3 separate regions of the Homo sapiens genome follow, and regions 2 and 3 are each linked to region 1. A link is an interaction called in ENCODE POLR2A ChIA-PET data of the cell type or tissue named here. Cell type or tissue: HepG2. All regions are shown on one strand. Each heading gives the region's core, and the rest is flanking DNA. Links, peaks and the distances in the headings are about the cores only.

What was found. ChIA-PET counts read pairs that join two places held together with the same protein. Peaks named below come from ENCODE experiments on the same cell type or tissue, not always from the same donor. Only the 100,000 strongest peaks of a DNase experiment are listed, where the experiment ranks them.
Region 2: POLR2A ChIA-PET joins it to region 1 with 10 read pairs; 2 of 35 experiments call an interaction of 5 or more read pairs at or near these places.
Region 3: POLR2A ChIA-PET joins it to region 1 with 10 read pairs; 6 of 35 experiments call an interaction of 5 or more read pairs at or near these places.

What each region holds. Positions count from the first base shown.
Region 1 is chr7:17,124,598-17,135,874 of GRCh38, reverse strand. The region is part of intron 1 of LOC107986772 (a long non-coding RNA gene); the gene reads right to left. LOC101927609 (a long non-coding RNA gene) reads left to right here. Exons shown (of 12, transcript XR_007060234.1): 12 at 341-963. Among named protein-coding and RNA genes, the nearest start is that of AHR, 170 kb to the left of the region's middle. In HepG2, for the core only: no CTCF peak of the experiment used is centred there; DNase peaks (open chromatin) are centred at 3,724, 5,384 and 8,984; H3K4me3 peaks cover 697 bases.
Region 2 is chr7:17,015,052-17,026,328 of GRCh38, reverse strand. LOC105375170 (a long non-coding RNA gene) reads right to left here. Exons shown (of 3, transcript XR_927067.3): 2 at 5,872-6,061; 3 at 4,767-4,979. All of the region lies in intron 2 of LOC124901595 (a long non-coding RNA gene), which reads left to right. Among named protein-coding and RNA genes, the nearest start is that of AGR3, 140 kb to the right of the region's middle. RefSeq lists silencers at 9,590-9,884, 9,610-9,904. In HepG2, for the core only: no CTCF peak of the experiment used is centred there; DNase peaks (open chromatin) are centred at 4,948 and 5,848.
Region 3 is chr7:17,179,428-17,190,704 of GRCh38, reverse strand. The region is part of intron 1 of LOC107986772 (a long non-coding RNA gene); the gene reads right to left. All of the region lies in intron 6 of LOC101927609 (a long non-coding RNA gene), which reads left to right. Among named protein-coding and RNA genes, the nearest start is that of AHR, 110 kb to the left of the region's middle. RefSeq lists an enhancer at 4,714-4,783. In HepG2, for the core only: a CTCF peak has its summit at 3,763; a DNase peak (open chromatin) is centred at 5,724.

The DNA.
Region 1 (11,277 bases), core at 1,866-9,865:
ACACAGCAGGAAATTTATAAGATGAGCCTGGAGCATTTTGTAGTACCAGAAGTTAAAGAAGTGCTTGAAATATACAAAACACATTGATGATGGTATGTCAAAAGGACATAGGTGCCAACTGAAACAACACGCAATGGCCAAAGCTAGAACAATTTGAGCAGCAAAATATAGTAACAAATGGTAAACCAAAGTGTAAGTAAACACGCAGTCCATATACTAAAAATAATTGAATAAATGGAAGAGAATAGACAAACATCCCATGTAGAAAAATTCCAAATAACTTGTGTAGATACTCTACATTCAAGAAGTCAGAACATAACTCCCCACTCCTTCCATGCAGGCTGTACATAGTGGCTTCCTTTTAAAGAGTATAACGTGGAAAGATTGAAAAAGAGTAACTTTACAGTGGAGAAAATGGACAACGATGTTGCAGCCAGGCAATCCACGGTAATATCAGCAGTGACAAGGTATGCTGACAGGATGCACTCTCCTTGGTATTTAAGGAAAGATTGTTATCCACCCAAAAGCCCATAACCCCCTTTTAACCACAAGGTTAAACATCAGGCCACTTCACTAGATGCACGTTCTCAGCTTGTGCCCATCTCAAGTACCATCACTGTGGTCTCGCCTGGTACTCTTTTTGTTTTTTTTTCCCACAGTGGCCAGACAGGCCCTTTTCCGATTCTCCATACACACTTGAGAGTGGATTGTAATGTTGAACAAGGAAGAGAGATAGGAAAAAAAAAAAAAAAAACTATGCAGCCTAGAACATTGCTTCTAAACATGTCCATGCTCACAGATCTGCCGGGGTCAGACTCCTCATAGATGCAGCTCACCTGACTTCTCAGGAAGCCCTCAGATGAGTTTCACTAGTGATGGGGCAAATTGAAACTGCTACATATTGAGAATGGGAACTGGCTCAGAGAGTGTGGATTTCTCTCTTGAAGTCTGGTTTTCACTCTGTCATTGACTGAATATAAATGTGTCTTGATTTTCTGTGTGCACCAAAGAATACTTCCCCAACAGTTCACTCTGCAGCTTTCTGTCAGTGAAAACCCAGACCAACAATTAAGAAAATGTCCCACAAAGGGAATTAATGAGAAGAGTTTCCTCCTTTCTTGGCTCCAGAAAACCTGGCCCAAGAGAGCTGTGTCAATAAGTCTCATACATTTCGGTTTCTTTTGGTGGGGGTGGCAGGAAGGATGTTGGTATATTTGTTTTCTATTGCTGCTATAACAAATTATCATAAACTTGGTGCTTAAAATGGCATGACTTTATTATAGTTTTGAAGGTGAGGAGTCTAAAATCTGTTTCACCAGGCCAAAAGTCAAGGTGGTCAGCAGGCCTGGGTTCCTTGTGGAGACTCTGTGAGCAAATCTATTTTCTTGCCTTTTCCAGCCTATTCTAGAGGCTGCCTGCATTTCTTGGCTCGGGGCTGCCTTTCTCCATCTTCAAAGCCAGCAACAGAAGGGCCCCACCTTCTCAATGCTGCTGCCATGTCTGATTCTCTTCAGCTGGCTAACTCTTTCCTTTAAAGGACTCATATGATTAGATTGGGCCTACCTGGGTAATCCCAGCTACTCTCCCCATCTGTAGGTTCTTAACCTTAATGACATATGCAAAGTACCTTTTGCCATGTAAGATAACATTCACAAGTTCTTAGAATTACAGCATAGTTATCGTTGGGGGCCACTGTTTTGCTATCACACTGCAGCATTTTAGATTTAAATACATCTGCAATTACTCCCTGCTTATCACCTCCCACAGGCCTTTCAAACACATAATCCACAAAATTAGCCTTCCACCTGATGTGCTTCTTCCTTGTTTGCAGGTATCATCTCCATCCAACAACCTAGTTTACAGATTGAGAATAGTTTTCTGTAATCCTTCATTAGATTGGCAAATCTGCTGATTTTAATTCCTAAATATCTTTCCAATCATTTCATTTTTAAAATAAAATTTTAAAAATTTTGTATTTTGTATATTTAAATTTGTGTATTTTGTATATTTAAATTATGCAAGATAGCATTGAGATACATATATAGTAGAATGGTTATTATAGTGAAACAAATTAACGTATCCATCACCTGACATAGTTACTCTTTTTTTTTTGTCTATGGCAAGAACAGCTATAATCTCTCATTTAGCAAAAATAATGAATGCCATATACTATTATTAACTATAGTCCTCATGTTATACCTTAGATTTTTAGGCTTGTTCATGCTACATATCTTCTATCTTGTATCCTTTGACCTATATCTCCCCATTTCCTCCTTCCCACCTTGCCCTGGTAACCATTGTTTTATTCTTTATCTGTATCATTGACCTTTTTTATTCCATGTATAACTAAGATCACGCAATATTTTTCTTTTCTGTCTGGCTTATTTCATTTAATATGTTTTCCAGGTACATTCATGTTATGGCAAATGACAGGATCTCCCTTTTAAAGGTGGAATAATATTCCATTGTGTATGTATACATGTATATACACACCACAGTTTATCCATTCATTTGGCGATAGACACCCAGGTTGTTTCTATATCTTGATTATTGTGGCTAATGCTGTAATAAACATGAGAGTGCAGGTATCTTTACAAGGTAGTGATTTCATTTCTTCTGGGTCATATTTCCCCAATCTATCCCTGCCTTGCATCTCCCCTACAACAAACTACCCTCATGTAGTTTCCATTTTCCTCAATAGAAAGTATTTCTTGGTTAATGGTGTCTGACATTCATTAGCTGGTGAAGCTGCTAATGAGACTGATGTACCTGTTTGATTCACTCTGATGGGCTTACAGTCCAGCATAGAAAACACAGATTAAACAAATACATATGGGAATGTCCTGGGAGAAGACATTGTTGATCTTTCTAATCATGTATTCCCGATTCAGTTTTCAAACATTGAGGTCCAAAATTTATGACTCTCTAGAGAGATGACATCATGCCAACTAACAGAAAGCAGTCAAGAGTAATTGTGTGTGTGTGTGAGAGAACGTGTATGTGTGTGTGTGAGTGCATGTGTGCCTGTGAGCATGTGCGTGTGAGAGGGAGAGAGGACTTTTCCCTGATTCTGAAATACAAAAATAGAAAATAAGACTGTTAAATGTTAAATATGGCAACTTACTTTTAATAAGATCAAACAAAAATGGACTTCAAAGCCTATCTTGATCACTTGTTGAAATGGAGTTAAATTACAGATTTTAATGCCTCACACTAGATTGAATGAATCAGAATGCCTGGGATGGGGCCTGGAAATATGCATCTTAAACAAGCAGTCCATGAGTTTGTTGTGCACATTAGTATTAGGGAATTATTAAGCCAATTTCAACTCACCAATACTCCATTCCTTGCATTTTCCAGCTTTCAGCTTCTGCAGGCTGCCCGCATTCCTCGGCCCGTGGCCCCTTTCCACGCTCAAGTCGCATCCTACTGACTTTCCCATCGACATAGCACTCATTGGCCATAGCTGGCAAAGTTTCTCTGCTTTTAAAGACTGGGGTGACTAGATTGGTCCCACCTGGATATTCTAGTCTAATCCTCTCACTTCAAGGTTCTTAATTTAATCACCTCTGCAAAGTCCCTTTTGCCATCTAAAGTAATATATTCATAGTTTCCATGGATTGGGAGGTGAACAAAGTGGGTGGAGGGGGACATGGTTCTTCCTACCAGACTACACACTATATCTGTAGAACCTTGTCTCAGCTGCTACACATTAACCACCCTGTTAATCATTCCTACATTCTTTTTACCCAGGTGAAAATGAGAGTAAAGAGAAAACTTTCAGAAAGCATGCTGAAAAGACTTTACCACTCAACACTCCATCCCAAATGGAGCTTTACACTCAAAGGGAAAACACACTTTCCAATATTCTACTAGCCCTCTATTTGACTTCTAATCCTAATAAATATTTAACTTAATATACAAGTGTAAATGGCTAACAGCTTCATAGTTGGTAATTCTAGGTGCTTCATATGGCTGTAAGAACTTAGGATATTTATTGTCATAAGTTATCAAATATCTGTCGTGTGTTGGATATCATATAGAGATAATAGCTTGTGTTACAGTAGATGGGCACTTTAATTTGGATTATTATCTTTATACTTATATCCTACAATCAGCACAAAATCAAGCACGAAGACTATCACACAGAGTCTACAATCCTTATTTTAACATAATCTTATCCTGATGTACATTGCCATCGGCTTTTAAATGTCTGAGCCTTATTTGCTTGTGTTCCATTCGTGACATAGGTTTTTGTTGTTTGTATTAATTTTAGAAACTCACTAAGAAGTTGTGGAATGAAGCATAAAAAATATTAAACTTCAGATGATGAATTTTTTTGAGAGAACAGTTTAACGAGACAGAGCAAGGGTAAAAAAATAAAGGCATGTGGCTTAAGACATGCTTTATTCTCAACAAACTGCCTGAGGGATCTTTGTTTTTGTTTTTGTTTTGTTTTGTTTTATAGAGATGGTGTCTCACTATGTTGCCCAGGCTGGTCTTGAACTCCTGGCCTCAACTGAGTCTCTCACCTCAGCCTTCCAAGGTGCTGGGCATGAGCCGATATTCCCAGCCCAACCAGAGTTCTTTTAGGGAAGAAGTAACTCCTGACACTTGGAAGATACCACAGTCAAAGCAATAGAAATGATAGCGCAAAGAAGTAAAAACTTCCAACCTCACGGCAGGCTCCTTGTTCTTCACAAAGTTCCAGCTCTCCACTTAGGAAGCTACATAATGACATACTGTTTTCATCACACATGCCTGCTCAGAGATAAACAAACCAGTCCTGATGTGCATTCATGGAAAGATCGCCGTATTTTCAATTTGGTCTTTTCTGCTTAGTGTTAAGAAGATTAATGAGATGTGTGTTGGTTGGTTTCTGTTGGAAGTTTTGTGAGGCAAGTGCAAAGAAGTGTGCAGCTACACTTCCTATAACCCACGAGCACCAAAGCAAATTAAATTAATATCAGGAAGTATTCGAACAAAGATATTTTTCTAAATGAAGTGTTCTGAAATAACATTATCATGTTCCAAAAATCATTACGCTGAGCCCTAATCTGACATTTTACCACGTAAAGATCTCTGCTGAGAAACATAAAAGAATGGGCTAACAAATTCTACTGCCACATCAGTTTCATTTTGTTATAAATCTCTCTAAACCTACCCCATGTCATCTAAAAGCATATTTGGAGAGAGGAATATGTTACACCTGTCTATTAAACAAGATACCAGAAATTTTCCCCCACATACATTGCTTAATTAAAGCTCAGATGTCTTTCCCAGGGCTGACTGTATTATTAGAGAATGCTTTTAGTAGATTCTCACATAGTTGGTAAAGGAATCTGGATGTTGACCTAGCTGTGATGTAACAGTAGCAACAGAGGGTGTCAGACAGCAGGGTCAATTTAACAAGGAAACACAGCTCATGTTACCAAAGGGTTTCTGTGTTTGCACACAATTCCTCTGGTGACTTCTCAGGCAAGCACCTCCGTAGACATCCTTTTTAACCCCCTGTGGTGTTTCTGATACTTAGCTGAGTAACAGAAATAAACAGAAATCTCTTCATTTTCTCTCTCCCTGACCCTAACCCCTCATGCTGCATGCAAAAGTATAATGTAGCATATTAGAAAGAAAAAATATCAAAATTTCGGGAGAAGAAATTGATTCAGCAAAGCTGAGTAGAGGCTAGGGAATGAGAGAGAAAGATCACAGTAAACTTACCTATTACGAACCTTCAAGAGAATGTAGATGCCTATTAAACTGGCATCTCTACTCCTAACTCTTGCGTGTCCAAATCTATTCTTCCAACTGCCATTAAACATTCACAGGTAGAAGTCCTATAACAGATATTTATCCACAAGCTAAAATAATTATTTTTTCTCCTATTAATTTTTTTTCTATTTATCCTATTTCAGTCACTTTTATCATCTTTCTTCCCAGGTTGGACATCTTGGAACCATCTTTTACTTTAAGGCAAAATGTTTATGGGACTATTAATTTCTTCTAGGTGTTGTTCAAATTTTCGTAGTTTAGGCCCATTCCAAGAGCTTAATAACTTCACAATTGAGCTTAATATAGTAGACCAAACTGGGAAGACTTATAAAAAAAAAAACACTTAAAAACATAAAATAAAGTTTCAGAAGTACTGAAACTATTTAGAGGTGGTTGGGAAGTGAAAACAAAAGTCATCAATATCAATTATATTGAAGATGTTTTTAAGATGTTGGCATTCTTCACACATGCAAGTACCTTTGTTATTTTAAGATATAAACCCCTCTAACAGCTGTTTCCTTTTTTTTAATAGTTTATACTCCTCTGAAGACTTTACCAAAATCCTTAAATATAATTGCCATAATGACATTGCTTTAGGGTATATATAATTCTTTACTCACATAAATCCGTCTTTGTTTGTGATCTGCACTCCTCTAATGCAGATCACTTAGACAAGTGTCTCCCTGTTCAAGAAAGCAGCAGGCAGAAAGCAACTGTGTCATTCACTTCCTAGCCACCATCCTCACTGGGCATGTCTCTCAGCCCGTTTTCTGTTCCTTGTAACAGAACACCTGATACTGGGTAACTTATCAAGAAAATATTTTTATAGTTATGGAGGCTGAGAAATCCCAAGGTCAAGGGGCCACATCTGGTGAGGGTCTTCTTGCTGGTGGGGATTCCCTGCAGAGTCCTGAGGCAGTGCAGGGCATCACACGGCGAGGGGGCTGAGGTGCCAGATCAGTTCTCTCCTCTTCTTATAAAGGCACCAGTCCCATTCCCACAATAACTGTTTAATCCGTTAACCTCCTAAACCATTAATGCATGAGTGGATTAGTCCATTCACGAGGTCAGAGCCCTCATGACCCAATCACCTCTTAAAGGCCTCACCTCTCAATACTGCCACATCTGGGATTAAGTTTCAACATGAGTTTTAGAGGGGACAAATACTCAAACCACAGAAGCATCTCTGCCATTTTACCTCTTCTATGAGATGAAGATCCATTAAAACAATTTGGTCTTTATTCAAAGAAGGGTGACCATGTTGCTGTGCTGCCCTCAAGGACAGAGCAAGTGAAAATAGCCCAAACGATGGAATAAAACTTCCAAATTTTATTTGCATTTTAAAGATAGTTTTCCACATCGGTATTTCAACATTTAGCCTATTTTTGCTTTGCAGTGTGATACAAATATACCTGGAAGCAAAGAGATGGCCAAATTGTTCTCTCAATAGTCCTTCCTTTCTACTGATTTCCTGCAACTATTGATGTTACTGGAGATGGTTAATATCAAATGGCATTATGGGACCTATGGCACACAATAAAAAGTATTAGTTTGGCCAGGCACGGTGGCTCACGCCTGTAATCTCAGCACTTTGGGAGGCCAAGGCAGGTGGATCACGAGGTCAGGAGATCGAGACCATCCTGGCTAACACGGTGAAACCCCATCTCTACTAAAAATACAAAAAAATTAGCCGGGCATGGTGGCAGTGGCCTGTAGTCCCAGCTACTCAGGGGTCTGAGTCAGGAGAATGGCGTGAACCCGGGAGGCAGAGCTTGCAGTAAGCGGAGATCGCACCACTACATTCCAGCCCGAGTGACAGAGTGAGACTCTGTCTCAAAAAAAAAAAAAAAAAAAAAGTGTTAGTTTGCCAAGAGCAGATTCAATAATTCTGTTTCCTTGTAGCATACGGGCACATTTATCCTACATTGGAGAAGGCTAGTGCAGTCTACCATGTGGACAAACATGTATTATCTTGGATTCTGGGAGAGCATCTGTCTAGGGTGAAGCAAAAGGCAGGACGTGAAGGGAAGTATCTCTTCCACGCCACAGGGGAAGACAAAAAGAAAAAAGAGAAGGATAAAAATGGAGCGTGGCTTAACAGATTTGCAATTTATTATCTGATTTCATCTATTTTCCATACTGTGTCCTTATTCCAATGACCTATTTTATATCTTTTCAGAGCATGATAAAAGTGTCATATCTAATGATGCAAGATGGTAAACAGCACTCTTCTCACTTGTCCAAGACATGTGAATGCTGATTTTTTCCCAGACAATTTAGTTACACTGCATGGAGAAGAAAGAACATTTCTTTAGTTCTTTTCACTTAGATGGAAAGATACAGCCAAAATGTTTCCTTGGTGCCCAACAAAAAGCAGCCAAAAAGTTTTTTTTTACAATGCCTTTTTGCACATCCTCTTTCAGCTGTTACATCATTAGAAGGTTCGAACACTACAAAATCAGCAATTAAAGAGCCACATAAAATTGCATCAAGATGCTGATCGATTCTAGGTTGCTAAGAAACATAAACTGTATCCTTTGATGACGTTACCATACTGCAAATATGCCCAAACCCATACATATCTCATAATCTCAGGATAATCCAAATTCATCAGTGTCACCGCCAATATTGGCCTTAATGCCAAAACTGCAATTATAGCGAACCTAAGGGAAGATCTACCATATAAGAAGCTACTACCATATAATTCTCTAATACTGAAATAGAAAGAATAAAGCCTATGAGTGTTCAAATGGGCATCAGTGGGACACAAACAGCTTAACTCAATGTAATCCAAGCTTCAGCTCCTTTTGCGCTGGTCTTTTGACTCTTTTATTTCCTTGTAACTACTGACCTTTCCACATTTGACCATGAACTACAGCTAACCTTCCACCCACTCATACTGCTTTTCTTCCTCTGCTACAATGTATGGTCTAACATACATGTTTTCCAATAAATGAGCCCTCCTTCCTCTTTAGTATTACCAACTTTTGCTTGTACTTAGAGCCTCATGAAATACTACTATCAGATCAGATTTGAAGTCTGTTGAATCAGTTTTCATTAAGAAGTATGTAAGGCTGGTATCAATGAAGTAACAGAATCATAAAATACTGAAAGACTATCATTTGTTTAGGACCAAATTAGACCTCGTGATACTGTAATGACTGGTTTCTTCAGTAAAGGACGTTAGTGTCCTGCTGGGGAATCCAGACAAACAAATAAGATGTGAAGCAAGACAGAATAGTCATGAGTCAAATGGTATAGTCCAGAGTTCTCATGCTATTTAAGTTAAAAAAAAAAAGTGGTGGGAGGGTCTGAAACTTTTAGACAAAGTGCAACAAAGTGGAGTGTAAGCTAGGAAATCAAGAAACAGTTTGGTATTGTTAAAAAGAAAGAAAATGAATATCCCAAGCAACATGAACATTATGAGCAAAGGTAAAGAGGTGAGAATAATCATCTTGAGTTATCAGAGCACTCAGAAGACATGTGTGCTTCTCCTTGTGCTTAGTGTCTCATAAAATACTTTCAGATCAGACTGCAAGTCTGTTGAATCATTTTCATAAAGCAATATGTGAGGCTGATATAAATGAAGTAAATGAATCACAAAGTACCGAAAAACTACCATTTGTTTAGGATCATGTTGGACCTGGTGTGTGACCTGCATCTGGATAATGGTTGCAAGTGAGCTTGAATGTGTAAGATGAGGCCTGACTCTTGATTAAGTTTTGTTGAAAACAGAGGTCATTTTAGCCTAAGGTAATAGAAGCCTTTATAACAGATAAACTTCACAATCTCTGTGACTTAACATAACAGATATTTATTTCTTGCTTCTGTAAAGTTGAAATCAGGTGTTTCTGTACAGAGACATTGGAGGTAAGTCTGTATTTAGGCTGATTAAATAAATTATATGATAGCTCACATATAGCTTCCTGCCAACATACATTTGTTACAGACTCACTTAGCAAGCATCTCTTAAGCACCTAGTACATACTAGGCACTGTTCTTGACTGACACTAGAGATCCTGACTGAGGCAAAAGGCATGGTCCCAGCCGTTTAGAAACGTCTAGCTGGTGAGGAAGCCAGGTAACAAGAAAAGAAATGAGTATTATATCGTCTGCTAGGGAGGACAAAAGAAGAAAGTATTTTACAGATTGTGGAAGCAGAGAACTCAAATTAGAGACTTTTAATGAGAATTATTTGACTGTCCAATCAAAGCAGTTGCTCTACTTTGTGACTAGAATAAACACTGCAAAACCCCTGAGTTCAGCAGAAAAACAACTGATTTTTAATCTATTGATTCTTGTCAGCTACAAGAATAACTGCCATGTCGCTATACTTCACATTCAGGTGTTTATTTTTCTATGTCCTTTTATAGCATTATGAGTATCTGCATATCCTATTTTTTGATTGCCACTCCTGGACAGAACTTCTTCAGTTAGAAGGCAGGTATATCAGAATTGGAAGCAGGGAGAAATAGGTTCTTATACTGACTCTGCCCATGACTAAACGTGTTTGTCTTTGAGGCTCACCAGGGCTTTAGGTTTCTCCTTGTACAATGATTCACAAAATTTCTTCCTTTTCCAGCTTGAACATATACTTCTTATAATATTCTGATTGAAATTATTTCTCCTTGGGATATTTCTCTTTAATGGAGTTTGTTTGACACTGTTATGTTAATTACATGGCTGTAGACATAGAAGCAGTAGTTGTACTGGTTTGGGGTGTGGGCTCTGGCGTCAGATTGACTGGGTTCAAACCCTGCATAATACTCTTTAGCAGTGTGAGATAGTGTAAACCTCTCTATGCCTCACTTCCTATAAAATGGAAATGAGAATGGAATCACCTGTTCGGTTGATATGAAAATTAAATGAGTTAATTCAGGGAGCCCAAACCTTCTTTATTCATGGTGCCCTTAGTGTCTCTGTAATTCTTTTCACTGTCTGTGTCCCTAGGCTCCATGAAATACCTAATTGTTTTGTTTATTATGTCCAATCAACTAATAAGTAGTTATGTCTCAACAACTTACAGTAGTAGTCTCATGAAAATACAATACACATAAATTAAAAGGAAAAATAGTATTTTTATTTCATTCTTAAATAAACATCATTACTTACTCATGAGAGGTATGTGTCCACATTTGTCTCTGCTCCATGATATCTGAGGCCTCAGCTGGAAGGACTTAAAGGCTGGGAGTGGGAATCACCTGGATGCATGCTAGCTGTTGGCAGGATCCTCAGCTGGAGCTGTTGGTCACATAATCTACATATGGCCTGGGCTTACCAGATGGCGGCCTCAAACATCTTACATCATGGCTCAGAGCCCCAAAGCAGAGTATCCAAAGAGAACGAGATGGAAACTTTCATTTCTCATTACCTACCCTCAAAAATCAGACGAATTCTTTTAACCATCGACACATCATATTTCTCCTTGGGATATTTCTCTTCAATAGAATTTGACACAGTCATGTTATTTACATAGTTATAGACATAAATTAAAGGGGAAAATAT
Region 2 (11,277 bases), core at 1,543-9,542, 110 kb after region 1:
ACAAGGATATAGCTTTGGTCAAATACAGGTCAGTTGTTGGTTATGTGTTAAGATGTTTTAGCCAAACTTATTGTGAATTAATATTTTTTAGAGATTAATCTCCCCCATTATCCATTTCTTATCTTTTCATCTAATATAAATAATCAATAAGAGCTCAAGTAAAACATTTATTTTTTACTTAATTTCCTACTATCTACACATAGGAGAAGCAGGGAAAATGGGATTTTCCTCTTTCCCCTGCTTCTTCTACAAGAAAAGGAATAAAGGAAGGGCAAAAGATAAAGTAGGGGAAAGGGAATTTTTTCACTTGCCTTCTTATAGTTTTTACCCTCTAATGTTCTACAAAAATAATTTGCTCATTCCAATAGACAAGAGAATGAAAAATGTTCTTGCTATTGAGATAAGAAAATATGGTCATAAAATTAATCTTGAAAACATACAGCTACAGTTATATTGATTAGCACAATCCAAGAACCAGAAATCCATTTGGCCTGGCCCCAAAAGTCAATGTCTGGAAAAACAATAATAATTTAAATTCTAATCTATGTTTTCTGGTGCAGTAAAGCATTTCTTAAGACTGTTTATGCCAATTACATTCAGATGCATCAACATTATGATATTATTAAAAGTGAGAGGAAGAAGACAAGTCAAATCTCATTATCACAAATAAGGTTTTGTGTTTCCACGCTAGAGCAGTTAGCTTGTTCATTACACATAACCATGATTTCAATGATAGGGTAAATTCCAGGACAGAGATGGAGAATCTTAATGGAAGCAGTGATGACCCATTGGAATATTGTGTGTATTGAATCTGGACTATGGAAATTGAGAAGTATCAAGATTCACAATTAAAATATAGCAGAATATTTTGAATAACTAATAAATCATATGAAATATATACTAGTAGAAAATTCAAAATTCAAGCAGAGTTATACTCTGTTTATGCACTGTAGTAAAAAGCAATAATAGAATAATGTTAGATAAAACCTATATCCCTGCAACAGTGAAAAGTTTCAATGGACATGATTTTGTACGGAGTTACAGATATATTTTCATGCAGTGCTTTTTTGAGCAGTGCTGAAACAACAACATTCAATGTCTCCAAAACTCTACCACCTTGACCTGATTCTGTAACGCTCATTCAGTCTTGAGTGAATTTGTGCTGCCTAGATTTCCAGATAGAGTACATGAGTCTTGGCTTTAAACTCCATCTTTATGTAAGGCATATGTTAAAAGTCTCATATTATTGAACTGTATTATATTAGGATAATTTTCAACTACACTAGAACTGTGCACGTGATTCAAACAATTGGAGCATAAAATTATAGTTAGGTATGCTGTGCAAAATAGACTATACATATAAACAAAGAGGGGAAAGAAAATTTAGGAAGTGATGGTACCTGAGTTGGATCTTGAAGGTTAGTTAGAATGTAAAAATGTCTTGCAAAGACAAATTTGGCCCCTTTGTTTAACTTCATTAATATAGATAACCAATCTAATATAAATAATGAATCAACATGATACAGAGAAAAAAATCTATTGGGGTTTAACCAAGTGTAAATTATCCACAGATCACCTGTGATTTCATAATAGCATGACATGTGTATGTATTTTTATTGTCCCCAGTAATCTTTATGCAATTAAGGGTATTCTTTTGCTAAATTCGCTTATAGAAGCATTTAATCCTCAAAGAGCCTATGTTTTCAATGTAACATTTATGTAAACACATTCCCTAAACATCTTTGACAATCTTACCTCTTTTATGAATTTGAGAAATCTTAAGTCTTCTTGCTAATTCATCAGAACCACACACATAGACTGTATTTCTGCTGTTTATAGAGTTTTACTCAATTGAATTGCATGATTACCTTAAAAACACGATAAACACAGCCATATGACTATTACTACATTTATACTTCTTAGAGGAAAGTTGTAGACTGTGCACCTTATATGTACACTATAGTTATCCAATATATTATGCCTTTTTTTCTTTATAATAAAGATGCAAATAAAACATTTTTCTTGGGGTTCAGCCTAAAGGAAAGCTCTACTTCTGAGCAAAAGGTTTTCTTTCAGTATTATAATCACCATGAACCTACAGATGTTTTCCTTTTTGCTACTTAGAAATGAATTGAAGAAAGCCTAAATAGATAATAGATTAGTATGTCAATAAATGGCAGATGATCAAAACATTTTACCCCATCATATTATATTAGAGTGAGTTCAAATTCCATCCAGCTAAACTCTGCTAAGGGGACCCACTCCAAACCACTAATTGCAGAAATGACCTCACTGAATATGGGAAAATCTCTTTTTCTTCCCCTGGTCCTTCAAGATATCCAGAATCTGCCTTGCTAGTAGCCACATTTATAAATTGTCTAGTTAATTAATCTGACATAAACTCCTCACGAATCATCTATCATTGTAGGATGCTGTGGGACCATTAATACTTTTTTATCAAACAATGTCAGAGAATACATATAATTCATTTTTAAAACTACAGCAGCTAATCATTCTTGGGTCACTTATAAGTTGTTATTATTATTATTATGTTAGCAACAAGATCTTGCTACGTTGTCCAGCCTGGAGTGCAGTGGCTATTCACATGCATGATCATAACGTACTGCAGCCTTGAACTCCTGGCCTCAAGTGGTCCTCCCACTTCAGCCTTCCTAGTAGTATATTAATTTTGAGATACCTTTTCTATATAGGCTTTATACTTCTTGGCTTAAGTTTGTGAATCATTTTAATAAGGTAGTTATCTAAGAAGCCTACTAGAAATGCTTTTTGGGCTGAGGATTCAGTGAGACCCATGGGAAAACGATGTTTGGAGATGGAACTCACAGCTGGCTCCCACAGCCTTAATCCTCAAGTAGGACTCTCAGAGTGACAAACCCAGACCAAGGAGCTTGGCTAGGAGAAATGAAAAGACTTGATTTTTTATGTGAAAGATAGCTACCTATGTAAGCTGTCTTCCAACTCAGCCTCTCAAAGACCTGTGACAATTTTTTCAAGAGTGGAGAGATATACTAAAAATGAATCAAGAAATGCACTCTATAACTAAAGGTACAGTAGAAAAACAAGAAAATGAGGTCACCCTGGTTTCTGACTCACTAATAAGATCAATGCATGTGATAAAAGGATATTTACCACAAATCTCTTTATGATCATGGTTTGAGCAGAGTCAAGACAGTGATACAGAAAAGGTGACCTGAATGCAGTCAGCAGAGAGGGATGGCAATGAAAAATGACTAAGAGCAAAGTGTGAGTATATGCTGGGAACTGGAACCACGGTCCCCTTAGCACAAAAGACGACGGAGTCTAAAGTCAGAGAAAGTGAGTTTACATTCATGTTATGACCCTATTCATCATTCATCAGTTGCACCCAAGGACTACTGGGTAACAATCTGTCAAAAAATAGGATTTTATAAGTTAAAAGTATAAGATGCACATAGGTGTTAGAGTTCAAGACACAGATGACAAAGAAGTTCAAAAGAGCAGAGGAAACCAACATAGGAAAAAAAGAATACGGAGTGTTCAGGGCACTTGAGACATCTGCAGTTACTGAATTACAGGATGAATATATTGAAAAGATGGGATTGGAAAGAGAGGTTAGAGTCAGGTTAGGGTTTGAGAACCCTGAAGAATGGGCTAAGGCATTTAGATTTGTTACTAGAAGAATTTGGAATCCATTAAATATTCAAGAACAGGAGAGTACATCTACCATACTTGTGTCTAAAAAGTAAGAACACTGATAGTTTGGTGGATGGAGTCAAGGCTGATGGTAGGCAGGAGATACTGTCTCCTCCAAAGAATGTCATTGGGGATGATGGTGAAAAAGCAGATTTGAAATATATGTGAGTTGATAGAAGCAAAAAGATATAGTGACAGATTAAAGTTAGAGGGCATCAGGAGATGCCAAAAAGAGGTCACTCCTTCAACACCTAAGATGATTTTTTGAGAGCCTTCCATGTGCCAGGGACTGTGCTTATTGCCAAGGATAAAATGGCCAACCAAAATAAAGATGGCTTCTGTGGTTTTGGAAAACAGTGGCAGAAGTTAGAAATATATTTATTTATGTAATAATCATTCAAGTGTTTGTATTGTCAGGGCAGGCAGGTAGATGGGGCTGGAGACTGAAAGCCTGGATTCATGAATGTCCATTTGATACTTTTATTCATGGCTTAGTGAATTTTTCCAGGGAAAGTATGTAGAAACGAAAAAGAAGAGAGTTTGGAATGGAACCCCATGGAAGAAGCAATAATTAAACAATACGTGAAGTAAAAAGAGGGAGTAATAAGACTGGGTAAAAGTTGTCAGAAAGACTAAAAGAGGGACACAAGCATGATGTCATGGGAGCCAATGGCAGCAATTTCTACAGAGAAAATGTTAATTGGGTTGAATTCATAGACTGATCAAGCACCACGTACTGTAAAAAGCCCATGCTTAGTCAAGTCACAGGTCAAAGGTAACTTTCACAAAAGAAGATTCAGTTCAGGATAGAGTCCGGAAAGCTACTGAGGAATGAAAAGAAAGAAAGTTCCAGAAACACTGTAAAACAAAGCAAAAAAAAAAAATCCAGTTTTATTTCTATATTTCTTAGTAACCCTTAATTTTTCCCCCTTAAAAATAGAGACTTTACCACCTTCTCTAAAAACTGAAGTTGCATAGCCAAATTCAGTGGATAGTTAGATGCTTGATATGGGAGAGTTTACAATTTTTAAAACTAGTCTGAGATAATTTGAGCAGAAACAAATCTGATATAATTTGAGAGAAAAATATTTTTATTTTTGTGCTTTCCTTGTAGAATCAGATTTGGTTTGCAAAAAGGTAAAGGTTACATGTGTGTGGGTAGGATATCATCTTAAACACACAGCAGATTCCAAGAAAGCATTCAGTGGTGTGGGTGGTTAGGCAAATAGTTTTCCCTCAGTTCCGGTACTTTCCGCTGGACTTTCGCCTTCTGAGTTTGAACTTGCCTATTGGGAAAGCAAAGAATGTTGTAGAAACATGTGTCTGCAAGTGTATGCTTATTTCAAAACAGTACAAAAGAATTAAGTATGTAGGTTGCAGTGACTTTGTATAAAAAGTAGATGACCCTCACAAAGTGACAGGTTAACACAAATTTAAATAAATTAAAACTTCTTAACAGCTTTATTGAAGCATAACTGATATTATGAAGAAGTACACATATTTAAAGTATACAATTTGATAAGTTTAAACATATGCAAACATTCTTGTTACAATTACCACTATTAACGTAGTAGACAGATCCAGCAATTTCCATAGTTTCTTTTTTGTTTTTGTTTGTTTGTTTGTTTGTTTTGAGACAGAGTCTCACTGTCACCCAGGCTGGAGTGCAGTGGCGTGATCTCAGCTCACTGCAGCCTCCAACTCCTAGTTGAAGCTATTCTCCTGCCTCAGCCTCCTGAGTACCTGGGACTACAGGTGCATGCCACCGTGCCCGGCTAATTTTTTTGTATTTTTAATAGAGACAGATTTGGCCAGGTTGGTCCCGAACTCCTGACCTAAGGTAATCTATCCGCTTCATCCTCCCAAAGTGCTGGGCTTACAGGTGTGAGCCACTGCACCCAGCCCCCATAGTTTCTTTGTGTCTCGTTTTTGTGTTTTTTGTTTATTTTTGTCGTAAGAACACTTAAATTGAGACCTACTCTCTTAACAAATGTTGAAATACACCATACTGTATTGTTTACTATAGGTACAACGTTGTACAGCAGATCTCTAGAACATATTCATCTAGCATACCTGATGAATAACATTGCAGCCCCTGGCAAGCCCTATTGCACTCACTACTTCTATGATGTTGACTATAAAGATCTCTCATACAAGTGGAATCATGCAGTACTTGACCTTTGGTACTGGCTTATTTTGCTTAGCATAATGTCCTCCAGGTTCATCCACATTGTCCATAAATGGCAGGATTTCCTTCCTTTGTAAAGCTGAATAATATCACACTGTACATGTATAGCACATTTTCTTTATCCACTCATCTGTTGATTAACACTTGAGTTGTTCCCACATCTTGCTATTGTGAATAATGCTGTAACAAATAAGGGAATGCAGTGAGCTCTTCAAGATCCTAATTTCAATTATTTTGGATGTATACCCAGAATAAGAAATAAAACTCTACTTCTTCAGCTGGTGAAGAACTTTTATAAAAAGACATTTTTAGACCTGTGTTAAAGCTATATATTACGCTTAATTAACATCTTAGTATAAGTTTATGCAAAATGACCAATTTCCTCCCTATTATCGCCAGGTAGGCAGGCACACACACACACACACACACACACACACACACACACACACACAAACTAAAAGGCAGTACAGAACTCAGATGAACTCCAAGCTAATAATAAAGGATACAGCATGCACTTGATCTCCATATTAACTTTTAAATTAATAACTTCTGGAAAATTTCACTCACATTCCAAAGGAATTCATTATTTAATGCAGAACACAGATGAGCTTGAGAGTGAAAATATATGGCACATAATGAGATATGTATGTCAAATTCAACAAGAAGACTGATTTTATTTTGAGCAGCACACTTTGCTGCATATTGACCCTTAGATTTTATTTCATTCTCTTTCATCTATTAGCAAATCTCACTAAATACTACTTTTATATTATCTTAGCCTAATTTTCAAAACAGTAATCATGATAATAAAACAGCAACAATTTCTCCCATCTTATATGTTGCAGAAAACATGTAGTAGGTGTTTTACGTATTTTTATCCTATTTTATAGACAAACTGATACTTGGCGAGTTAATGTGATTTGTCCAAGGTCCCACAGTTAGTAATTATAAAAGCAGGGATTGAAAACTCAAGTATTAATCTGAAACCCCAACTCTTTCCTTCACCACACTGTAATCCATTATTATGCCAACAGCTGAATGGAAACATCATGAAATGAGAGAAAAAAAAACAACAAACTAATGTGTAGAAAAAAAATCTGTTAAAATATGGGAAGCCAAAGCTTCTTACGTGGTTCAAGCATTTGTTGTTGCAGCTGAAAATGATTAAATTCAGAAATCCAAATCAAGTGTTCACAAAAGGATTTTTATTCTGGAATCTGTTTCCACATTACAACCATTTTTATAACTTTCTTAAGTAGTATATTTGACTTGACCACCCCCGGTTGAAATTCTTTCTCTTAATTCTTTTTTTTTTTTTTTTTTTTTTTTTATTATACTTTAAGTTTTAGGGTACATGTGCACATTGTGCAGGTTAGTTACATATGTATACATGTGCCGTGCTGGTGCGCTGCACCCACTAACTCGTCATCTAGCATTAGGTATATCTCCCAATGCTATCCCTCCCCCCTCCCCCCACCCCACCACAGTCCCCAGAGTGTGATATTCCTCTTCCTGTGTCCATGTGATCTCATTCTTCAATTCCCACCTATGAGTGAGAATATGCGGTGTTTGGTTTTTTGATCTTGCGATAGTTTACTGAGGATGATGATTTCCAATTTCATCCATGTCCCTACAAAGGACACGAACTCATCATTTTTTATGGCTGCATAGTATTCCATGGTGTATATGTGCCACATTTTCTTAATCCAGTCTATCACTGTTGGACATTTGGGTTGGTTCCAAGTCTTTGCTATTGTGAATAATGCCGCAATAAACATACGTGTGCATGTGTCTTTATAGCAGCATGATTTATAGTCATTTGGGTATATACCCAGTAATGGGATGGCTGGGTCAAATGGTATTTCTAGTTCTAGATCCCTGAGGAATCACCATACTGACTTCCACAATGGTTGAACTAGTTTACAGTTCCACCAACAGTGTAAAAGTGTTCCTATTTCTCCACATCCTCTCCAGCACCTGTTGTTTCCTGACTTTTTAATGATTGCCATTCTAACTGGTGTGAGATGGTATCTCATAGTGGTTTTGATTTGCATTTCTCTGATGGCCAGTGATGATGAGCATTTTTTCATGTGTTTTTTGGCTGCATAAATGTCTTCTTTTGAGAAGTGTCTGTTCATGTCCTTTGCCCACTTTTTGATGGGGTTGTTTGTTTTTTTTCTTGTAAATTTGTTTGAGTTCATTGTAGATTCTGGATATTAGCCCTTTGTCAGATGAGTAGGTTGCGAAAATTTTCTCCCATTTTGTAGGTTGCCTGTTCACTCTGATGGTAGTTTCTTTTGCTGTGCAGAAGCTCTTTAGTTTAATTAGATCCCATTTGTCAATTTTGTCTTTTGTTGCCATTGCTTTTGGTGTTTTGGACATGAAGTCCTTGCCCATGCCTATGTCCTGAATAGTGTTGGAAGTTCCGGCCAGGGCAATTAGGCAGGAGAAGGAAATAAAGGGTATTCAATTAGGAAAAGAGGAAGTCAACTTGTCCCTGTTTGCAGACGACATGATTGTATATCTAGAAAACCCCATTGTCTCAGCCCAAAATCTCCTTAAGCTGATAAGCAACTTCTGCAAAGTCTCAGGATACAAAATCAATGTACAAAAATCACAAGCATTCTTATACACCAACAACAGACAAACAGAGAGCCAAATCATGAGTGAACTCCCATTCACAATTGCTTCAAAGAGAATAAAATACCTAGGAATCCACCTTACAAGGGATGTGAAGGACCTCTTCAAGGAGAACTACAAACCACTGCTCAAGGAAATAAAAGAGGATACAAACAAATGGAAGAACATTCCATGCTCATGGGTAGGAAGAATCAATATCGTGAAAATGGCCATACTGCCCAAGGTAATTTACAGATTCAATGCCATCCCCATCAAGCTACCAATGACTTTCTTCACACAATTGGAAAAAACTACTTTAAAGTTCATATGGAACCAAAAAAGAGCCCGCATTGCCAAGTCAATCCTAGGCCAAAAGAACAAAGCTGGAGAAATCACACTACCTGACTTCAAACTATACTACAAGGCTACAGTAACCAAAACAGCATGCTACTGGTACCAAAACAGAGATATAGATCAATGGAACAGAACAGAGCCCTCAGAAATAACGCCGCATACCTACAACTATCTGATCTTTGACAAACCTGAGAAAAACAAGCAATGGGGAAAGGATTCCCTATTTAATAAATGGTGCTGGGAAAACTGGCTAGCCATATGTAGGAAGCTGAAACTGGATCCCTTCCTTACACCTTATACAAAAATCAATTCAAGATGGATTAAAGATTTAAACGTTAGACCTAAAACCATAAAAACCCTAGAAATCTCTTAGTTCTTAAAGTTGGAACAGCATGTTTTCACTATGATCTTCCTTGAAAACCTCCCTACCTTCTTATCTGACTTCTATTGGCGCTCCTAAGACATTCCCCAGGGACCCCACCCCTACATACACTCACTTTATTTTATCTGCCAGCCTAAGCCACTGAAGTTGGAGTAGAAAATCAATGGCTCACTCTGCACAGCCTCGCTGTGCCTTATGGGGCGGGGGGAACAACAAGTGCTTTGCTAAATTAGGCAGTATTCAGAGGCATTCCCAGTGTATTACCAATCTTATTATCCAAACATGCACCCTATGATGTGACATGAACTACTAAACAAGAAAAGGAAAGGAGAAAGAAACCTCTTCAAAAAAGCATTAGAGATATCTGAAATTCTCTCTGTTTGTAGTCTGTGGGTACACTGCTACAACACAGAGGCTGTTCTGTTTTGAGAAAAGCCTAGCTAACCTTGAGACAAAAATGACAACTGGAAATATCATCTGCAGCTACATCAGAACAAACACTCAAGGTGCACAATGTGAAATAACTGCTGGCAACATACCCCCACACAGAGATAGTAATCACTGCCAGGAATGTTATCTTTGAAGGGCAGAAGTCTAAGTGATTGGCAAGCCAGAAAACATAGCATAGACCCTTAGAAATACTGATCAAAGCAAACTGAAGTTCCCTAAAGGAATCAGGATATGAAGTAATATACATGTTTTTAAAATAAGGATACACTCAGATTATGAATGTGTGTGTGTATATATATACATATATTTTAAAATCATATATATTTTTTAAATCATATATTTTTAAATCACATATATTTTTAAATCTATCTATATATTTTTACATCATATATATTTTTAAATCTATATATATTTTTAAATCATATATATTTTTTAAATCTATATATATATTTTTTAATCATATATATTTTTAAATCTATATATATTTTTAAATCATATATATATTTTTAAATCATATATATTCATGTTTATATATACATATATATATATGTATATATATGAAACTCCTGGATATCACCCACAGGCATCCTAGTCCAGACCACACCTTTTGAGCTCCAAAAGAATTTGGAGAAATAAGCCTGGCATGGCTGACCCTCTTGTTCATGGTTTCAAGATTGGGAACATTGAAATTCCTCACATTTCTTCCAAATAAGATATTTAGAATGAAAACCCTTTAATCCAACTAGAAAGAGATATCTGGAATGTCTGAGCTCTCCTCCCAGATTGAGAGTTGTTTTTCAATTAGTAACATGGACTGAGGAATTTTCTGGCATCTGCCACTAAGTGAGTAAACTCAAAAATGATAAAATAAACTTAAAAAGAAAACAAAAAAAACCCCAGCTCATTTTAATTAACTTCCGGTGAGACTTAAAAGACAGCCCAAGCCACAAAAAGTCCGTTTCCAAAAACGCTGCTCTTTTTTATTTTTGCCAGACAGCATGACTCCACTGCCACTTATTAGTACTGATTCTTAAACGCATTGTTTTCTTTTTTTTAAGTAACAGATTCACAAACAGAGAGGATACAATTCTCAGAAGAACTGGGACAATAATGTAATCTCTAAGTTGTTTTAAATTGATTCATCAAAACTAAAATATGAACATATCTCAATATTAACTATCTCAAAAATCTAGGCCAAGACCACACTAAATTTGGACCATTTCCCTTAATAGTGCAATAAAGTACAATGGGTTTTTCAACAAAGAATACTTCTAGCTCTGTGTGTGTGTGTGTGTGTGTGTGTGTGTATCTATATATATAACTACTGCCTCAATTTCCCTCATCCACCACTAGATCCTTACATTTACTGCAATATCCTAACTACAACACTGAAAAGAAAACCTTGTATCTATGAATGACATAAATGTATTGGTATTTTGAGAAAAGCTGCCATCATATTGTCATCGGATTCGATTAATTTTTCTGTTTAATTTTAACTTGTTAAAATTTATTTAATTGTATTCATTTCTTTTATTATCAGTATGTTCTTTGCCCTTTGTTTAACCCTATCAAACTTTTTGACAAGCGGAAA
Region 3 (11,277 bases), core at 1,767-9,766, 55 kb before region 1:
TGCAGTGAGGGCTTTACAGGAAAGTTGGCCTTCCAGCTGTGTACTAATGGATACATAGAACCTTGCCATTTGTACCAAGTGGAGAAGAACCATCCTAAGCAGAAGGAGCAGCAGGAGCACACTCATACAGGCATGAAACAATATACCATGTTTAGGGACATAAAAGTAGTTTCCTATTTCTAGGTGATAAAGCAAAATGGAGAGAGCTCCAGAATCTCAAGCTAAAGAGGTGCTTAAAACTTATATTAAGAGTAAATTTTTATGCTTATAAACATCATCAGATTATTCACTCATTTGTTCATGCATGCAAGCATGCATTCAAAAATTTTGTGACTATTTACTACATATCTGTCTCTTTGACAGGTCCTTTGGCTTCCCTGGGAAACACTGGAATAATTATCTCGAGCCACAAATAAAATACACTAACAATAGTTGATGAGCTAAAAAAAAAAAAAAATTACAAAAAAATCTCTTGTATGTAGAAAACCCTAAAGACTCCACAAAAAACTGCTAGAACTAATAAACGATTTAGCAAAGTTACAGTATATAAAATTAGCACACAAAAAATCAGTTGTGTTTCTATATACTAACAATGAACAATCTGAAAAGTAGATTATGAAAAGTGAAAGAAAACAATTCCACTTACAATAGTATCAATAGCATCAAAAAAAAAAAAAAGGAACTTCGCCAAGGAGGTGAAAGACTTGTATACAGAAAACTACAAAACATTGCTGACAGAAATTAAAGAAGACATACAAAAACGCAAAGAAACCCTGCGTTTATGGATTCAAAGTCTTAATCTTATTAAAACATCCACACTACCCAGTGATCTACAGATTCAATGAATTCCCTATCAAAATTCCAATGGCATTAATTTTTTTTTAATTCTAAAATTTGTATGGAATCTCATGGGACTCTGAACAGCCAAAACCATCTTGAAAGAGAAAAGCAGAGCTGGAGACTTCACACATCTTGATTTCAAAACATATTACTCAGCTACGGTAATCCAAACAGTGTTATTGGCATAAAAACAGACATATAGAGCAATAGAGCAAAATAGAGAACCCAGAGATAACCCTCACATATATGGTCACAAAGGTGTGAAGGTTACACAATAGGGAAAAGGTAGTTTCTTCAACAAATAATGTTGGGAAAACTGAACATCCACCAGCGAAATAATAAAGTTAGCACCTTACCTTAGACAATACACAAAAATTAACTCAAAATGGATTAGACTTGAAACCATAAACTCCTAAAGGAAAACATAGGGGGAAAGCTTCATAATACTGGTGTTGGCAATGATTTCTTCAATATGACACCAAAAGCACAGACAAAAAAAAAAAAAAGCAAAATAGACTACATTAAACTTTCAAAATTGTACACAGCAAAGGAAACAATCAACAGTAAAAAGACAGCATATGTAATGAGAAAATATTTGTGAGCCATGTGTCTGATATGGGGTTAATACCCAAAATATATCAAGAGCTCCTACCACTCAATAACAACAAAAACAAACAATCTAATTTTAAAATGGACACAGGACTAGATATTTCTACAAAGATATACAAATGGCCAGGAAACATATGAGAAATATTCTGCATCCTTATGATCATTAGAGAAATGAGAATTGAAACCATAATGAGATATTACCTTACATTGTTTTTTATTTTTATTTTTAAGTCAAAAGAGGAAATAAGTGTTGGTGAGGATATGGAGAACCTAAGACTCCATACTGTTGGTGGGAATACAAAATAGCATAGCCTCTATAAAAAGCAATATGGAAATTCCTTTTAAAATTAAAAATATAATTACAATATGATCCTACAAGCCCACATTTGTGTATATTTCCAAAAGACTTGAAAATAAGATCTCAAGGGAAAAATTGTATACTCATGTTTGTTGTAGCATTAGGAGGTGAGTGGGAAAATGTAAGTCAAAGGTTATAAAGTACCAGATAGGTAGGATGAACACATCTAGAGACCTAATGTAAAACATGAGGACTATACTTAAATACTGTACTGTGCTCAGGATTTTTGCTAAAAGGAAATTTTAGGTGATCATGTCACAAAAACAAAAAAGGGTAACTGCGAGATGATAGCTATGTCAATTTGCTTCACTATGGTAACCTTTTCATTATCTGCATGTATATCTAAACATCATGTATTAAACCCTAAATATATACGGTAAGTTTTTTTAAAACACTTCAGACTCGGTGACACTCACTAAGTTTGCAAGGGATTTAAAGTTAGGAGGATAGATCTAATTTCAAATTCTACATGGACTCATTGTAGGACAAAAGTATATCCTGCTTGTCCTATATTTGCCTTTTTTTCTCTCCTGGTGAAGATAAGGAGTACCAATCACCAAATTATTTTATCCAGTAGTCCTTCGTAAGTATTGGTTACCTTCACAGTGAGGGTTTCCTGGTACCAATTTCAGATTCACCAGTTTGTTAAAAGCCAACTCTTCAATAAAATAGATTTTATTTTCCCATTAAGAAATCTCCCCTCCAAAGAAAAAAGTTTAAGATATTTCTGATGGAAAAGATTGGTGAAACTTATTTATTGTAGAAAGAAATAAGAAATTTGGATATAAAAATTCTTAGTATTCAATTCTATTATTTCCTATATTCTCTTGTATCCTAAATATGAAGGAGTAGTACTAAAGAGAACTGCTTTTTAAATGACCAAACTTTGAAATGTGTTCTTCAGACACAAATCAGCTGGACTACAAATCAATGTTATTTTTGACTTAATATTTTGTATTCTAGCCTTTGTTAATAAATGTAGTTTAGAGAATTGATCAGTATTAACTTAGCTGAATAAAAATGAAATCACAATATAATGTAGTTTTATAACTAAAGTAATTTTACTACAACCTATTTGTTGATATTCATGTTCAACAATTTTTTAAAAAGCATAGAAATATGCTATCCTGGTTTTTTAGAAAAGGTTTATTAGACATTCAGTTTCATGAGGAAATTGATAGGAAAATTTTCCAAGTTTTGATTCATTGTAATTTTGACTAATTGCTCTCTTGCTGTGAAGATGTGAAAATCTCCAGCTTTACTCACCTCAGCATTGGGGTGAATTAATATGCTTATATTTAGATGGTTCTACATTCTACAATCTGATTTTTTAGAGGGATATATGAGCCATTTGAGACCATAATTTTTTTCTGACAAAAAATAATTGACAAATTCCTTTAGTATCATGGATTAACTTCTAGAAATTATTAAGAACACCCCCCTCATAACCCCCCTGAAGCTCATAGAGTTTTGCTAAAGAGCAAGAAATTATTGAGACATATGCAGTGGTCAGCTCAGTTTCCTTCTCCCCCACCCACTTGATGGCAGGCAGGGTGCTCCTAATCAGACCTTACAGTATATATCTAGTAAGAGCCAATCAGATGACTTATTTGATGACTCTGTGAGCCTGTCATGTAATAAAGCTGATTCCTTTTCTCCTACCAGAAAACATGACTGAAACTGATGGCTTAGAGCTAAGTGAAAAACATATTAAACATGTATGAACCATTTGGGGCAAATTCCGTTTGATCCTGATGTATCATTATAACTTGAATTTTCTATCATCTTTGTTAAAGATTTATGATTTAATGACTTAAAGCCAATCTTAGTATGTCAATAAAATATGAAACTTTAATAATCAACAACAACAACAGTAACAAAAAACCTATTTACTTCTATTTTACTTGGATAAAACAAGGTGTAAAGGTCCCAGGTGATGGCAGTGTGGTCCCACATGTCCTGGCCAGGAGATATCAGGATGGGGATAGAGGTCGGGAATCTGGGCAGACCCCTGAAGCTGGTGGAAGTTGAAAAATGGATGGACAAAGGAGAAGCCAAGTAGAGGGAACCATGGAGCCAAGTGTCCAGAAAGCAGAGCCAGGATAAGGAGATGATCTGAGGATCTGTAAGTTTCATATTATCAAGCCAGTCATGATTGGAACATGAGATAAAAGCAAGTCTAAATGAGAAGGCACTAGTGTCAGAGAGAAAAGCCAGCAGTTTTCAGGGTACTGCTGCAGAGCCGTGTAAGTGGTGGGGCCAGGACAGTGCTAAGAATCTGTGACAGAGCTGGGACTCAAAACCAGGATCCAGGGCTGGACACTTGAGGGTCAACAGGGCCAGGGCTGAACCCACAAAAAGAATGCTTGTAAGGCTGTGTGTCTGAACTACTGGATATACTCCCAATATTTTCTCTAGCCCTTAGTAACCTGTCACCCTGAGACAGGACATGCAGGCCAGGGCTGAGCAGACATGTGAGGGCTTAATAGGGATGACTTCTGCGTTTAGAAAATTAGGAGACAAAGATAGAGACAGGCCAAGTGTAGAGGGATAATCTCAAAGACCACATCTGAGAAATGAGGCCCCTTTTTATAGATTTTGCTTTTCTTTAAAAGTATAAATCCTTTTCTTAAAAAGTGTAAATCTTGTCAGCTTCAAGGAAGAAACCTACTACCATTAACCTTTTCAGTTTTCCTCCCAGTTACAATCCAAGCAAAGCCAATTCACAGCGAAGCTGAGAAGTTTAGAAAGTTTGCCTTCTGTCTTATTCTCTCATTTTTGCAGCATTTTCTTCTCTCTGGTATAGTTATTTAATATATCCTGGTTGCTTCACCTCCCCGCCTCAAAACAGAGTAGGAGTTAAAAGCCATACTGTATGCTTTTGATTGAATAAGTGGCTATAATCTACTGCAGTGTAGTCTTAATGTGTTACCTCAAACGTAAGTTTTATTTTCAACAGGGTAGGCTTTTTTTTTCTAATTGCTTAAAGATATGAACCTTACCCTTAAGAAGGGGAAGTGGAATGAACCATATGAGTCAGTCAAAGATAGTCCACAGGAGGCCAGTCCGACCAAATCACATGTTAGACATACACTCTTGGAAACTGAAGAAAGCACGGAGAAAGCCATGACCTATTTTTTATTTTGTTGGAACTTGAAAGTTTTTTTTTAAATGAAAGTACTAAAGAACTCCAAAAATACATAGTAATGATAAAACAATCATATATCTATTATCAGGAAGCATAAAAATCATACAATAATCTAGTCCAGAGAGCATCATTACTTTGTCATCATTACTAAGTATTCCTTTTATAAGTAAATGTCAGTTCCTGCAACATTAGATAATTGTAGTTTAGAAATGAGTAATCTAATTTATTGGCCATGGCAGAGATTCAGCTCTTTGAAAAAGCATAGTCATTTTTAACCTTCTCATTGTTTATTGTTATGCATCTGACAATGGGATTTAATTTTTAGATATTTAAGCCTTTTCCTTATGCAACAATACCCCAAAGGCAGTCATTTCTGATGGTATTTGGAATCCCAAATCTTAATTCTTTTCCAGGAACAATGGAAATAAACAACCGATTTTAGGTGTTTCCCTATTTCCTTATTAAATAAAACCTTTTCACTTTGGCAGGCCTGCACTCTCTCTGTGAATGCTGGTTTATTTCCCCATTAATTGTCTTTCTAATTTTAATTAAACAGCCTTAAAGTGGCAGCAAAAGACACCTTTAATGTTTGTTAGTTCTGTTACTCTAGAAAGAAAAGAAGGTTTAATGTATTGCTTTAAATTCAACACACACACATACTTCTGATTGGGTAACACTAGGCTTTAAAGTACTTAAACCGAAAAGTAATTTCAAAATAAACATTCCTTTACTCTTTGGACTATTTGAAAATAAGCTGCCAGCATGACTGCCAAATGTCCCCTCTGAGTCTACATGTACATAAAAATATTTACCAAACCGTTGAGTCCACATCTCTATGAGGACAACATGCCATTTCTGATATGAGCTCTGGGGACTTAATGGCAGATATTTAGTTCTCAGCTGTCTTTAGCACATCCAATCCAATATAGTTGCGTATTACTTCTGTCTTTGGAGACAACCTAAATGATCTTACATTGTTAGAAATCTGTATCATTTAGATAAATAAATTTCAGATGTCACCTTTTTTCTTGGTGCCATTATGGTTATTTATAGTCCCAAATGAATTGTTGCAAATATACATTATAACTTTTATAATACATAAATTACAGTACATACATCTCTAAACTGGCTTGAGGTTAATTTTTAAATTGAATCTAGCAATGTGTGAATTTTCAAAATAGATTTAATGTTTTACATGAAAATTTGTTTAACTGCTAAGTTCATTTTTAATTCATTAGTGTGCTTGATATACTATCTTTAGAGGCAATTATTTTAACGACAAATTACATTAAATCAACAAATAATTTTTTTAAGCATCAGGGATTTCCTCTTTAACACTTTTATTGATTTATAATTAAGCCTATCAAAAAGACATTTGTTAAATGAGACTACAAGAACTCACAGATCCCATTTCTGAGTATAACATATTCATTTCATATTGACCTGCTTTCTTGTTCTCAAAAATTGTTTTTGCCCAACTTTGCTTAGAGGATTGCTTTTTATCACAAGCTATACTTAGGCTGTCATATTGAAAGAATATTTTAAATGCCACATTTAAAGTGACAAAGTTGGCAAGCCCAGAAAGAAACAATAGTGCTAAGAGCAAACAGATGTCTGTATCTGGGTGAGAGCTTTTCTCTCTAGAGGCAAATAAAATAGATAATAACCCTAAGTTGCCAGAATTTGACATGGTGAGCCAAAACCTATCAGGAGACAGTGAAATTAATTTATACAAGTCAGAAAGTAGTTTTTGAATGTATGGCAAACGCTTTGGTTTTGACTTTAAATGCCTATTCTGATCACTTTCAGATTGTTTCTGGCACACTCTAGATAGAAATTGTTCCAGCTAATCAGACCATTAGCAACTGGGTCAACCTTCTGAATCATACATCTTTGGAACTGCTTGTATTCATTTAGTTTGTCACATGCATTCTGTTTGTGATTTATTGAGCATTTTTTTGGTAAGAGCTCGATAGTTTTTAAGAGGCACTGTGTCATTTCTCAAAAGAATTATACTTCATGAGCACTAGCACAAGCTTCCCCAATTATGTGCTTTTAGCATATCCCCAAATTGGACTCTGACTGCATTTTTTTTTTCAGCAAAAGTACATACTTCATTTTTTTTTTTTTTTTTTTTTTTTTAGACGGAGTATCCCTCTATTGCCCAGGCTGGAGTGTAGTGGCTCAATCTTGGCTCACTGCAACCTCTACCTCCTGGGTTCAAGCGCTTCTCCTGCCTCAGCCTTCCTAGTAGCTGGGACTACAGGCACATGTCACCATGTCCAACTAGTTGTTTTTTGTTTTTTTGTACATTTTTTGTAGAGACGGGGTTTCACCATATTGGCCGGGCTAGTCTTGAACTCCTGACCTTGTGATCCACCTGCCTTGGCCTCCCAAAGTGTTGGGATTACAGGCATAAGCCACCGCACCCAGCCACATACCTCATTTCTCCAAGAACCCTCCTTTTCTGAGCTTCTTAACATCCACAGTCATTCCCTTCTATAGAATATACAGAAATGAGGTTAGCATTGCTTCAGGCAACCAGTCATTGCAAATAGCGTTCCTACCCCTTAGTATTATGTATACTGAAACAGAAAAGCAAGCATAAAATTTCATAAACATAAAAAGGGAACACTGCCTAAAACACACATTAATAAGTAATGTACTTAAAATATTCTGTGTGATTTTTATATTTGAGGGGTTTTTTTTTGTTTAAAATTTCTTTCTCAATGAAAACTAGTCAAATTAAAAAAGGAACGAACTAACTCAAACTTAGAAAAAAAATCTTATGAGAGTTTTCTCGTTCACATTCTGCTTTCAGAGGATGCTATAAATTTCACCTCTGCCTCTGTTCCAGAGGTATTTGGGGGATTGCAGTAAGTAGTCTATTAAGTAAGTTCTATTTAAGTTAATTAAATCTTCAGGTGGCTAACTCTGTCTACCTAATCATTAGGCATGGTTGTTTTATCTTCTTTCTCACTCCCTGTCATAAAATGTTTTTCACCATCAAATTCATTCATTCATTTACTAATTCAGGCACATCCTTCTATAAATGATACAAAGTAATATCAGAGAGATACAAATCACTAAAACATCAAGTTGGACAGAAAAGATATGAATGCACACAAAATTAAAGATAAAATAGTAAATAAGAAATGTCAAATAAACGGTGCAGACAAAAACAGCCCTGAGAAAGGAGAGAAGTAGAGATGCATTCAGTAAATAAATGAGTGACTCAGGAGCCCATAGATCCAAGTTTTGGCCATCAAATAGAAAGGAGTGAGCAGGCAGAAAAATGAAAACTCCAAGTGGGCCACCATCTGAGGTGGGTGGAGGCAAAGTTTCCATCCATGTCTAGCGTGGATACCTACCATGCTTGAGACACGAGTTTTAATAGAGTACATAATTCTATTTTGCACTGTGCTAGACATTGAGAATATAAAGCTGAAGAGATACGATCTACACCATCATGGGCTGACTGACTGTCTAGCAAAGGATATAGGTTTGCTGGCTTAGGGACAAGTCCTTAAACCAAATTTCTAACAATGTTTTGTGTGTTCCCTTCATTCATCTATTCAACGAATATTTTCTAAATGTCCACTTTGTGCCTGCTGTTGAAATAAGTAAAGGGGTGAAAAAAACAGACAATATCAGGCAATCTCCTACCCTCGAGGATATTATATTCTAATGGGGGACGTGGAAGACAGTCAACAAGTATTGAGTAAATACATAGTTCGTCATGTTAGATACATTCTATGGTGAAAAATAGAGAATGATAAAGATATTAGGACAGTTGGGAAACTGACTTACAAAGGAAGGGCACAGGATTCCTCACTGACAAGGTGCTTGAGCAAGTTCTCAAAGAAAGTGAGGGAAAAGCCAGCTGGCTCACTCAGGAATTGGGACTCAGGAAGAAGAAGAGCAATGAAGGCTGGGGTGGGAAGGGGCTTGTTTAGGAACAGCAAAGAGGGCAGCCTGGTTAGAGGAGAGTTGAGAAGGACAAAAGTGGTAAGGGTGGGTCAGAGACACAGGATAAGGAAGGAGTCAAGACGTCAAACCCCGTTAAGCAGCACAGCATGGTGGCGCTATAAAGTCTAGTGTAAAATGCTGACTCCACTGCTTACCACCTGGGTACTTTGGACAAGCTGCTTAAATTCTTTGAACCTCTCTTTTCTTCCCTGCATAAACAGGGGTAATAAGAGTTTCCTCATGGTTATTATGAGAATGAAATGAAATGATACTTTTTCTCTGAAACACCAAGGATTGTTCCCATACTAAGTACTAAATAAATAAATATTAGTAATTGTTAACGATTGCAATAACTGATTGGTCATGAGTTTCTGTCATTGTTTCTGTCACCCCTCAGGTTGCATTATATAAATAGCTTTCTCCCCAGTTCAGTTTATTTTTCACTGAGCCACCAGATTTCTTTTGCTTCAGCACTGCTATCATCATCATGTCATTTATGGCTTCTTATAATTTGGTCCACCATACAGTTCCAAAAGTATCATTCAGGACTTTGCAGGTGGGAATATCTATTCCAGCTTGGCTGGTATGTCTATTTACTTACCCTCCAATCTCTCCGTGTTGGACAAGACATCAGACCCTAGGTTTCGATCATCATGCATTTGAACTCGCCCTCTACCACAACTAATCGGATCCTACCAACATTTCTAGGTTTTGCCCTTTTCTCAAAAGAAACATTCCAACTCTACTTGACCTTTCCTCTACTTTTAAACCAGTCTCCTACTGTTGGATATTCATGGTGTTTTCATGTTGTTATTTTAATCAATGCTATTGTAAAAAATGCTAATTTAGAACATATCAAAATACTTCAGTGAAAACTTTTCAGACTGAAAAGGAGACTTCTTATGGGTGAAAATATCAGTAGTTCTGGTCAGTAAAATGTTTATACCCATCATATTAAATGGGTACCTAAAAACTTTTTATGCTGGGTGCATTTATATTACAGGCAACATGAAAGCAAATAATAAACTGTCGAATAGGAATCAATGAGTTCTCAGAGGTTGTCCCAGGATGAGGTCACAGTATAATACAAAATATATTTGCTTTGATGAAAAAGAAAAGCAAATATGTAACATAATTCCCATAGCTTTTTTGTTGTTTTTATTCTTGTTGGTATTACTCCAATGTGGTTAAAGCAATATTTTTCATCTTGGCATCTCTGGAATCTTTAATGGAAAAATTTCTTTTCAAAGAAACCCAAACAATTAAACAAAATTTCAAACAGAAATGTTAAATTTTTAATCTCACTAAATACGATTCTCAGAGTTTGGCATCTTGTGCTATTTACAGTGCAAACATACACAAAAGTATATTCCTAAATCATTTTCAAAATATTCTTATTTCTAATTTGAAAAATAATGTTCTTGATGTGTGCGTGTGCGTGTGTGTGTGTGTGTGTGTGTGTGTGTGTCAACTTAATATCAACCTAATTACAAGCTCAGTGAAGGGTGGGCTTTTCTATTGTCCTTACTGGGAATCCTGGCCAAGGAAGCCTAATCAGGTAAAAACTGCCAACTGTTGCTGGACACATGTGGTTGAGGGAGTTAAGAGGGGTTCCCAAAGAAAGACGATGATATTTCCAAAAGAAAAGAAGAATTCTAGGCAGAAAGTATATGACAACTAAATGCATTTCTGCCAAACCACATTGTTATTATTATTTGTCTAGAAGACCAGGAAGGAAAGGCACAGGTGAGACCTGAATATTCTTGTTTTTTGTTGTTATTGTTGTTGAGACGGAGTCTCGTTCTGTCGCCAGGCTGGTGTGTAGTGGCACAATCTTGGCTCACTGCAACCTCTGCCTCCCAGGTTCAAGCAATTTTCCTGCCTCAGCCTCCAGAGTAGCTGGGACTACAGGCACGTGCCACCACGCCCACCTAATTTTTGTATTTTTAGTAGAGACAGGGTTTCACCATGTTGGCCAGGATGATCTCGATCTCTTGACCTCATGATCTGCCCGCCTCAGCCTCCCAAAGTGCTGAGATTTCAGGCGTGAGCCACCGCGTCCGGCCAGGGCCTGAACATTCTTAATGCCATAACCTCTCACACAGTAAGAGGTGGCCACAACCGGAATTTTTGTCCAATTAGCCTATTGGGAGATTTTATCTTCAGTAACATGTAAGACAAAAAAAATAGGATTTTAAAATTGACTTCTGAAATATATATATTTCTAACTATAAAAAACAATTCATGGACATAGAGAAACTTTCTGACTGTATAAAATAATAAATACAATAAAAAGTGTATCACTTTCCCATTCCAGGCCTCAGTTTCCCTTCCTAGAAGCAGCAGTATAGCA